Regions from separate parts of the Homo sapiens genome. Here region 1 is linked to region 2. A link is a loop called in an ENCODE intact Hi-C map of the cell type or tissue named here. Cell type or tissue: heart left ventricle. All regions are shown on one strand. Links, peaks and the distances in the headings refer to the core of each region. The heading gives the core; the rest is flanking DNA. Region 1 has its middle 300 kb from the start of IPMK. Region 2 has its middle 250 kb from the start of IPMK.

Region 1 (5,390 bases), core at 265-5,264, 50 kb before region 2:
AGGCAAAATTAATAAATATTTAAGAAAGAAGATGAGAATACAAAACTAATGTACTGAGAATTCTAGTTAAGATGTCTTATGATTTCAAGATACAAAGACCCATGAAGCCTAGCTTAAGTAAAAAGGAGAATATGGGAAAAAGATAAAGGGATATATCACAGACCCCAAAGGCAAAAAGTGGGGTACAACTCCATAGTGTACTAGAATTATAATAAAGTGGAAAGTTATGAGAAATTCAGACACAAACCTCCTTTCCTCTGGAACTACATGAACTCTCTTCCCTACTTCTATTTGTGTACCTATTTCATTCCTCTCTATATAAGTGAACTGACTAATTGTGTAGATATGGGGTCAGAAATAGTTACTCAGGTACTAAAACATGTCCTCCCTACTCCAGTGCCTCCAATCAATTATCAGAATCCTGTGTCACAATATGCAAATTTTCAGAGAGAAAGTCTAATATGGCCAGTTTAAGCCAACTGTCCATTGATAGTTCAAATACTTATAGCCAGCCATATAGTATGGTAATATCGTATAGAAATGGACACAAATGGATATCACTCTCAATACACCGGAAAGTTCTCAGAGAAAAAAACAGCATAAGCTAAAAAAAAGATAGAAGACAAAACATCAAACTGCTTAGGGTGCTAACTCTAGCACAACATGAATTTCAAGGCTGTCCCTGTCAGTTACTATGTGACCTTGGACAAGTCAGTTAGTCCTCTCTGTGTCACAATTTCCACATCGGTAAAACAAAAATAATCAGAGTACTTATTTCTTAGTGCTGTTTTTTGCATAAATCATATATAATACTGAGCACAGTGAAAATGGTAAATGTTCAATGAATGTTGTCTATTACTAAAACCATTATACCAAGTGTAGTAGGTAAAATCAGACCCTCTTTCCCCAAATATGACAATGTCTTAACACCCAGAATCTGTAAATGTTAGTTAGGTTACATGGCAAAGGGCAATTAAGGTTGGAGATGGAATTAAGATTACTAGTGAGTTTACATTAAATAATCCTGGATTATGTGGGTGAGTCCTTAAGAGTAGAACAGGAACTCAGAAGAGAGGGACAGAGATATGACCCTGGAAGTAAGGTCAGAGAAATGCTACATTGTTGGCTTTGAAGACGGAAAAACAGGAGCTATGAGCCAAGGAATATGAGCAACCTCTAAGAAGTGTCAACAGCAAAGAAACAGACCCTACCCAGAGCCTACAGAAAGGAATGTAGCCCGGTCAATGGCTTGATTTGAGCTCACTGAGTCCTAGGGCAGACTTTTGACCTACAGAATTGTAACATAATAATTTGTTGTTATTTAAGCTGATAAATTTGTGGTAACTTGTTATGACAGCAACGGAAAACTAATAAACTGAGATTTTTAAATCTTACTCAAATGTTGTTCAATGATCACCACAATTATAAAATTTCAAGTAAAAATAATTCATAACAATAATAATTCCTGATGTGTTAAAAAAAAAAAAAAAAAAAAGTCAGGCACAGTGGCTCACACCTGTAATCCCAGTGCTTTGGAAGGGCAAGGTGGGAGGATTGCCTGAGGCCAAGAGTTCAAGACCAGCCTGGGTGTATTAGTTCCTTTTCATGCTGCTTATAAAGACATACCTGAGGCTGGGAAGAAAAAGAGGTTTAATGGACTTATAGTTCCATACGGCTGGGGAGGCCTCATAATCATGACAGAAGACAAGGAGAAGCAAGTCACATCTTACATGAATGGCAGCAGGCAAAGAAAGAGAGAACTTTTTCAGGGGGACCCCTTTTTTTAAAACCATCAGATCTTGTGAGACTTATTCACTTGTCATGAGACCAGCACAGGAAAGACCTACCCATGATTCAATTACCTCCTACCAGGTCCCTCCCACAACATGTGGGAATTCAAGATAAGATTCTGGTGGGGGCACAGTCAAGTCATATCACTGGGCAACGTAGAAAGAACTCATTTCTACAAAAAGAAAATGAAAATACATATTTTAACAGGTGTGATGTCACACAACCATAGATCCAGCTACTCAAGAGGCTGAGGCAGAAAAATCGCTTGAGCCCAGGCATTCATGGCTTCAATGAGCTATTACTGCCTGTGCATTCCAGCCTGGTGGCAGAGTGAGACCCTGTCTCTAAAAAAAATAATAAAAATAAAAATAAAATTGTAACCTTACCAAGGCAAGCTCTCACAAAACTAGCCATGAGGTTTGTTTCTCTTCAGTGCTCACCCCTCCAATTTCCACTGGTTGCTTCCCTTCCTTTTCAGTACCTCACTCAGCACACACTATCTTCCCACTGCACCCTGGCTTTTTCCCCTTCTTAACCCTACTAGATGAGAAGGGACACCTGTCCTTGGGACTATTTCAATTTCCTAGTCCAACACACTCCCTCTATACCTAATTCCTTCAGAACCATGTTTATATCTAATATATAGTTAACCAACCAATCCATACACCCGTATTCCTGAATATTCTGCATTTAACAGCATTTTCCAGAGGAAACAGTCTTACAAGAAAGCAATAATGATCAATGCACAAACATAAGGAGTGCCATCACCATCAATATGAAGAGTATTCCGCAGGACTGTGCAGTGTACACACAGCTAGATGTGGTTTCCCTGCAAATGAGGCATAGCGGGAGTCTGTCCATGACAACAGGGAAACAATTTGAGTTGCCAGCAGTCATTTTGGCCTTCACCCAATGAAATGGCCATGGCAGCCACTCTGTCTGCATACAAGGCTGGATTGAAGAGTTAGTCAGCGGTGAGTTGTGCCTAAAGAGCTCACTGACACAGAACCACTGAGAGAGTGTGCATCCTCTCCTGGCAGGTCTTCTGAGGCCTTGAGATAATCATAGGTAAGACAGAAAGCTTCTTCCTGAAGCCATAGATGTTCCATTATTATCCTGAATAGCAACCAAAACACTTCTTGAAAATACTAAACTACTAACACAGCTTTAAAAAAAGAAAAGGGAAAGAATCAACCTGCATGAGGACAAAAACAAAGATTGTCTATTTTTTCCAGACTAAAAAATAAAGCCTAGAAAGGAAATTTTCAAAAAAATGAATAAACAAACCAATTTCTCAGGAGAATTAGCTCTTTTAGTGCCAATAAATTGCACTTAGCTCATTCTATAAATAAATTTGTGTAAGACAATAGACTTTTTACATGTACAAAGAATCTCATTATTTCTTTTCAAAAGACATTTAGAAAGCACAATATTCAAAGAATAATAGGAAAAAAAACCAGTAACATAAATTTCAACACAGATGAAAACAAAACTGTTAGTTCTGATCTCTTTCAAGATACTAGCCAAAATATTACCATCATCTGAGAAGCCAGTCTTATAGGATCGACAGATCCTTTCAATTTATTAAAACTAGGAAAAATATATTAGCTTTAGAACCCAATAAGAGAGCCACATAGCATATCTGCGGTATTTAACAAAGAGTGCTTACACACCAACATTGAGATATCAGGTAAGTATCCAAGATCCAAAGGAAACAGTGAGACCCTCCAAGGCAAGAGTAACAAGAAATAACAGTAACATTAGTGATGAAAATAAAAATTAATACAAAGTAAAAAACATGAGTGCCTTAGCTTGATTCAGAAACTGTAGGAGCAGGGTGGAACTAAAGAAGATTTAAGGGGCTCATAATCTGCAGTGAGGCAGTAGCAGGTGATAGTTTGCCTTCTCAGAGTAACCAGGGCAAAGAGTGACATCTGAGATGGAGAATAAAGTCAGGCTCGTAGCCGAAATCCAGGACATGAGGGGGGGCTTCCCACCTCCTGAGGGGGGCCTCGAATCAACTCTTGCTTAAGAAATTAATTTAAATAAATACAAAAGGCCTATATAGGACAAACACAGCCTTGTTAGCAAGAATAAATTAAGCCACTCAGTAGATCTGCAATATCTTTAATATCAGCTAGGGCAGGGATACAAAATGTCATAGAAAAGCCTGGTTTCCAAGCTGGTGGCTTGAAGATGCCAGTGAGGGAAAAGGCAAGACTCTTAGACAGAGAGAGTACACAGGAAAGAAGGAGGGAGAGAGAGCAAAAAATAATAATAATAATAATAATAATAATAACAACAAAATCTGCCTTAAGATGAGACTGCCTAATCTCAGGAAGATGCACTATTTTAGCTAGTACTAAAAAGCTGACAATATCAGCAACTTAAATGTAAATTTGCCCCAGATGAAATCAATGTCTAAAATTAAAGTATCACAAAGACTTTGAAATAGAATAAATTAAGAAATAATATATTAAATCAGAAGAAATTATCATTAATATAAAATATTACAATGCAGAAATAAATCTAGCCCATAAACAAACAGATAATTAAGATAATTGGTAAAAGAGAGAGAGAGGAAAAAATAACTGCACCCCAGAAATAAAATAGATATGCTTTGAAAGACTACACGAGACTCTTACAAATATTGAATATGTAAAAGGTCACAAACGAAATCTCAATGGGTTTTAAAAGGAAAATGATGTATGGTGTTATCATCTACAACCTTCTGATCTTTGACAAACCTGATGCAAACAAGCAATGGGGAAAGGATTCCCTGTTTAATAAATGGTGTTGGGAAAACTGGCTAGCCATATGCAGAAAACTGAAACGGGACCCCTTCCTTACAACTTATACAAAAATTAACTCAAGACAGATTAAAGACTTAAACGTAAAAGAGAAAACCATAAAAATCCTAGAAGAAAACATAGGCAATACCATTCAGGACACAGGCATGGACAAACATTTCATGTCTAAAACACCAAAAGCAATGGCAACAAAAGCCAAAATTGACAAATGGGATCTAATTAAAATAAAGAGCTTCCACATAGCAAAAGGAACTGTCATCAGAGTGAACAGACAACCTACAGAATGGGAGAAAATTTTTGCTATCTATCCATGTGACAAAGGGCTAATATCGAGAATCTACAAAGAACTTAAACACATTTGCAAGAAAAAAACAAACAACCCCATCAAAAAGTGGGCAAAGGATATGAACAAACACTTCTCAAAAGAAGACATTTATGGAGCCAATAAACATATGATAAAAAGCTCATCTTCACTGGTCATTAGAGAAATGCAGATCAAAACCACAATGAGATACAATCTCATGCCAGTTAGAATGGTGATCATTAAAAAGTCAGGAAACAACAGATGCTGGAGAGGATGTGGAGAAACAGGAACACTTTTACACTATTGGTTGAAGTGTAAATTAGTTCAAACATTGTGGAAGACAGTGTGGAGATTCCTGAAGGATCTACAACTAGAAATACCATTTGACCCAGCAACCCCATTACTGGATATACACCCAAAGGATTATAAATCATTCTACAATAAAGACACATGCACACATATGTTTATTGAGGCACTATTCACAA
Region 2 (5,390 bases), core at 230-5,229:
TTATACTTTAAGTTCTGGGTTACATGTGCAGAACGTGCAGTTTTGTTACATAGGTATACAAGCCACAGTGGTTTGCTGCACCCATCAACCTGTCACCTATATTAGGTATTTCTCTTAATGCTATCCCTCCCCTAGCCTCCCAATCCCCCGACAGACCCTGGCTTGTGATGTTCCTCTCCCTGTGTCCATGTGTTCTCATTGTTCAACTCCCACTTATGACTGAGAACATGTAGTGTTTGGTTTTCTGTTCTTGTGTTGGTTTGCTGAGAATGATGGCTTCCAGCTTCATCCATGTCCCAGCAAAGGACATTAACTCACAACAAGGAGGCTTTTAATGGGGGAACTCAGAGAACTTGATCATTCCTGGAAGGACCCTAGAGGCCCCATCTTGCATGACATTTTTAGTATCACAGTCTCTCTCCTCCCTTACCTGCAAGGATCATGACAAACTGCTTTGAGCTGAAAATTACTGGCCAACTAAGAGAATCCCAGACTCATGTATTTTTTGCTGGATTAGTAGTATAGTTGGCTGGGTAAGGAGAGCTCATGTTGCACCTAAAAGCAGCAGCTGCTCAGCTCCCACTGATGGCTGCCATGGGGGAATATAGGTCCAGGATTGCCAGAGAGTTTGCATTTTTCAAGAGAAACCAGAGATATTGGTTTTTAATACTTCCAGTGAATAGAATTTATATACCATGCAATTCAGTCACTCAAGGTACATTCACATAGTATATTCACATAATTGTGCAACTATCACCACAATCTTATTTTATTGAAATTTTCAAGATTTAAATGTCAGTTCAAATGCATTTGAAATAAAGTACATGCCAAAAAATACATCTACTATCGATATTCAGCATGTGGGCTATTAATTAATGGCCTCTGGTATAAACAAAAAGGAAAGAATTACCATATACTTCTGGCTCTTAATGAAATTATAATCAGTAGAATTGAGTTCGCACAGAAGAAATAAATGTGTTAACTAATATTCTATTTGGAAACTTATTTATCGCATAATTTTCAATGTTTATATGCATGTAGCAAGGAAACACATGGAAAGTCTTTAATTTCATGGGTTATCTGTGTAGATTTTAAAGTGCTAAAATACAACAAAAAGTCATTTTTTGAGGATGGGAACCAAGACTGATCATTTAAACATTAACAATGCCCAATACAGCATCTGACACAGAGAAGGCATTTGCTAGATGTAGTATAACTTTACTCAGTAATTTGTGTGTAAGAAGTGGGATCATTTTCCTTTTACTAATGACCACCTGTTTTCTTTCAACAGTAATGTAAGGGAAGATATTCTGGGACTAGATGAGAAGTTATACCAGGAAACTCATAAACTCCATGATGCAGCTCCCTGTGAACAGTTCCAAAATAATACTTTCTGTGGTTAACCTAAAATATAAGAAAACTTTTCTCTTTCATCAATTCTTCATTAAACAGTACCCCAGCACTCTAAGTGCTGCTGAATCATCACATCAACAAGTACTCACTATATAAAGATAGAACGCAAGGGAATGAAAAGCTCTGGAAGCCATGAAGTCACACATTTAAAGATAGTTACTGAATAAATCTGCTCTCGCTGAACAGGCCAGCAAATCAGCCCATCGTGGTCCAGGGTTATTCGGGACTTTTTTTTTCCCCCTAGCATAGTAGAGCTGTAAGAGCATAGCCAGATCAGAGAGCAGACCCAGTTCAGTGCAAGCACAGAAGCAGGGTTAATATCCACTCTAGGTTATGGTTACCATCTGCCCCTTAAGCAGTAGGACCATTGACTTGGCCTCAAATGGACATACACTTCCAAGCCATACATAAAGCAAGTTATGCCTCCTAAAAGGAGTTAATCAAATCATTTTGATTCGCTTCAGACTGGAAAAACAAAATCCAAGTTTATCAATCCTGGTTTGGTGGCATTTCTAAGGCAAAGTTAGAACCAAAACAACCTGGCAGGGTTAGGGGATTTGGGAGTTGCAATGGACTGAATATTTGTGTGTTTGGGTGACCAAGATTAGAAAAGCCTGGTAAGGAAGGAAAGAGAACAGAGACGAAGCTAGTATTTTCATCTGAGGAATTTAGCCACTAGATCCAGCAATAAGATATTATCCAAAGCACTTTAAGAGCTGAATACATCTCAGTTCTGTAAGCTATGAATTTTTAACATTAAGGCCAAGCTAATATCCTTGGCAAAATATGACATTGATCTCTCATACTGATACCTGGTCTCAGATCACTGTCCAAAAGGGAGCAAGTAATCAATTTCCAAAAATGAAAATATCAAGGGCAGGTATCCACTCCTATTAGAAAAGCAAGTTTTAAAATATCCAATCTCATTGCCAAGTAAACATTTGTGTCACAAAAAAATTCTTAGTTGCATCAGAGGATTTATATGCAAAAAAATCTAATTACTTATATTTCAGGAAGATATTCATATTCTATATTCTAGAAATACCAACATTGTACAAGAGATTGGTCAATGGATACAAAATTACAGATAGACAGGAGGAATACATTCCAGTGTTCTATTGCCCAGTAGCGTGACTAACAATATTGTGTACATTTTTAAATAACTAGAAGAGAATTTTGAATGTTCTCACCACAAAGAAATGAGAAATATTTGAGGTAATGGATAAGCTAATTATTCTGATTAATCATTATACAATGTATACATGTATCAAAATATCACACAGTACTCATAAATATGTATAATTATCCATTAAAATAAAACACAAAGTATTATATAGTACACAAATAAAATTATAAATATGTATATGTATAAATATATTAAATATGTATATAAGAATATAGATTCTATAAATGTGTTTATTTTATAGAATATAGATATTCCATAAATACGTTTCTACTGTCAGACATTTTCCCACAATCTAACTCACTACTTTTTTTCCAGATTATTTCCTCATGCACATTCCATTGCTATGGACATTTGAAATTAAAGAAAACAAAACTTTCCACTCATTTTTGTTGTTTAACTTTTCCTTTGAAAGCTCTATATATCTAACATAGGGAGCTCAGACAGTTTTTCAACCAATAAACCATCAGCTATCAGCAAACATGAACATCTAAGCCAGTCTTTCTCCACGCTAGTTTTTACTATCTTGCCCTCTCTCTTCGTGACTTCAAAGTCTGACCAACGGGAAGAGTATGACAATTGGCCAACACTTCTAGACATCAGCATGCATTCTCCATGCCCCATCATCAAAGATATTAAGAACTCAGAAAAATCAAAGGGAAATTCCTAACGTGAGATGGACAGGAACCCTTCCCTCTCCATGATTTGGTATTTTGTGAGAAATCTCTTTCTTCCCATTTCACATTGGATCATCATCACCCTCTTGAAACTTGAGAGACAGAGAATTATTAGAAGTTTAATTTAATTTTATCCCTTAAGCCTTTTTCTTCTCCATGACACTAACATTGACAGTTTAAAGAAAATAGGTTTTGTGCAAAATTTTTTCTAGGGCAAAATTATCCACAGCTCTTAACTGAAAAGTGAATTTTATAACAATGATCATAAAACTTTGCCAAGGTTAAAACTGGCAGTGAGAAATACTTTTAGTGAGAAATACCTCAGACAGCTCAATTGCTTCAGCCCTGCAATGTCTGGGTGTGCATTTATATTCAGGATCATTTCACTTGTCCATGACATAGGTTATTTTGATCCTTAAGACCTGAAAGGGAGAAAAAGGAGGACTGGGCTCTTGCATATGCCCAATAAATTTTATCTGACCTTAGTAATGAAAATGTCAGTGGTTCTTCCAGAGCTGCTGTTTTAGTCTTTGAACTGGTGTGCTGAATTGGTATTACATTTCTGACAGATTCAATTATTCCATTTTTTCCCCTTTATTTTCTTCCAAACTGTTTGACTGTAAATAGATACAAATACGAGAGCATTAATACTCAAATTCACATAGCAGAAATCTTCTTTTTTAATTGAATACATTTTAGGTGGTCAACATGATGTTTTGGTGTACATATCCATAGTGAAATGATTTCCACAGGCAAATCAAGCAAATTAACATATCCATCAACTCACATAGTTGCCTCTGTGTGTGTGTGTGTGTGTGTGTGTGTGTGTGTGTGTGTGTGTGGTAAAAGCACGTAAAATCCATTCTCTTAGCAAATTTCCAGTACACCACACAATATTATTAACTATAGTCTCATGTTGTACATTAGATCTCTAGACTTATCCATCTTACATAACTGTAACTTTGTTCCCTTTGACTTCCATCTTCCCATTTCTCCACCCCAACACCTGGTAACCACTGCACAGTTCTACTCTGTATGTATTAAAAGTTCAAAGGTTTTTAAATTACACATATAAATGAGATTACACAGTATTTATCTTTTTGTGTCTGGCATAATGTCCTCTAGGTTCATCTATGTTTTCCTTCTTTTCTCCTTCTTTTCTGAGGCTGAATAACATTCCCTTACCACAAATTATTTATCCATTCATTTGTTGGCCAATACTTTAGTTGTTTCATATCTCGGCTACTGTGAATAATGCTGCAATGACTATGGGAGTGCAGATGTCTTTACAAGGTGGTTATTTCATTTCTTTAGGTATATATCCAGGAAAAAAAGATCTGTGTTAGATGAAGATCTTGATGGTCAAACAAAGAAGCCAAAGCCAGAAGACCTGTGGCCTTTATTCATTCACAGGTGACCTGGGAGCCTGTTAGAAATGCAGTATCATGGCACTGCCCACTCCAGGCCTACTGAACCAGAATCTGCATCAGAACAGTTCCCCAGGATTCCCCAGCTGATGCTGATTCAAATGCACATTAAAGTGTGAGAAGCACTGCTCTAAGTCACTTGATATATGCTTTTCTTTTGTCAGAATATGTAGTTTTCAACATTTAGTCAGAAAGGCATATGCGCTAAGTGGTTTTTTACAACCATGATACTAGGTTACGTAAAATCAGATTTTTATAATTGGAAAAAATTAGAGAAATTCAAGTCTAGATATCTATTTATTCATGCAAAAGGAAAACAAACAAGACAATACTCAATCTAGGTCCAGAATGGGCAAATGATTTGCTGACAACCACACAGCATTTTAATGGTAAAGAAAGAACAGGAAGCCAGGCCTGCCAATTCCTCCTGGTACTATTTCTACCATAATACTGCTTCCCACTAACCTGACCAAAAGTGGGCATTAATAACAAAAACAAAAACAAAAAAGGCTAATATTGATTAAGTACTTACTACATCTCAGGCAATTTATCACTTACTCTATATGCATTTTCTCACTTGATCTTGACAATAAAAGTATGATACAGGTAAAATTATCCTTCCCATTTTAAAGATTAGAACACCAACTCTTAAAGAGATTTTGTCTAAGACCACATGTCTAGAAATGTTTA

What was found. Peaks named below come from ENCODE experiments on the same cell type or tissue, not always from the same donor. Only the 100,000 strongest peaks of a DNase experiment are listed, where the experiment ranks them.
Region 1: a loop joins it to region 2, with 2.2 times the contacts of the local background. A loop is called at or near these places in 2 of 110 quality-filtered maps.

What each region holds. Positions count from the first base shown.
Region 1 is chr10:57,961,861-57,967,250 of GRCh38, forward strand. No RefSeq gene overlaps it. Among named protein-coding and RNA genes, the nearest start is that of IPMK, 300 kb to the right of the region's middle. In heart left ventricle, for the core only: no CTCF peak of the experiment used is centred there; no DNase peak of the experiment used is centred there; H3K27ac peaks cover 2,549 bases.
Region 2 is chr10:58,012,082-58,017,471 of GRCh38, forward strand. No RefSeq gene overlaps it. Among named protein-coding and RNA genes, the nearest start is that of IPMK, 250 kb to the right of the region's middle. In heart left ventricle, for the core only: no CTCF peak of the experiment used is centred there; no DNase peak of the experiment used is centred there.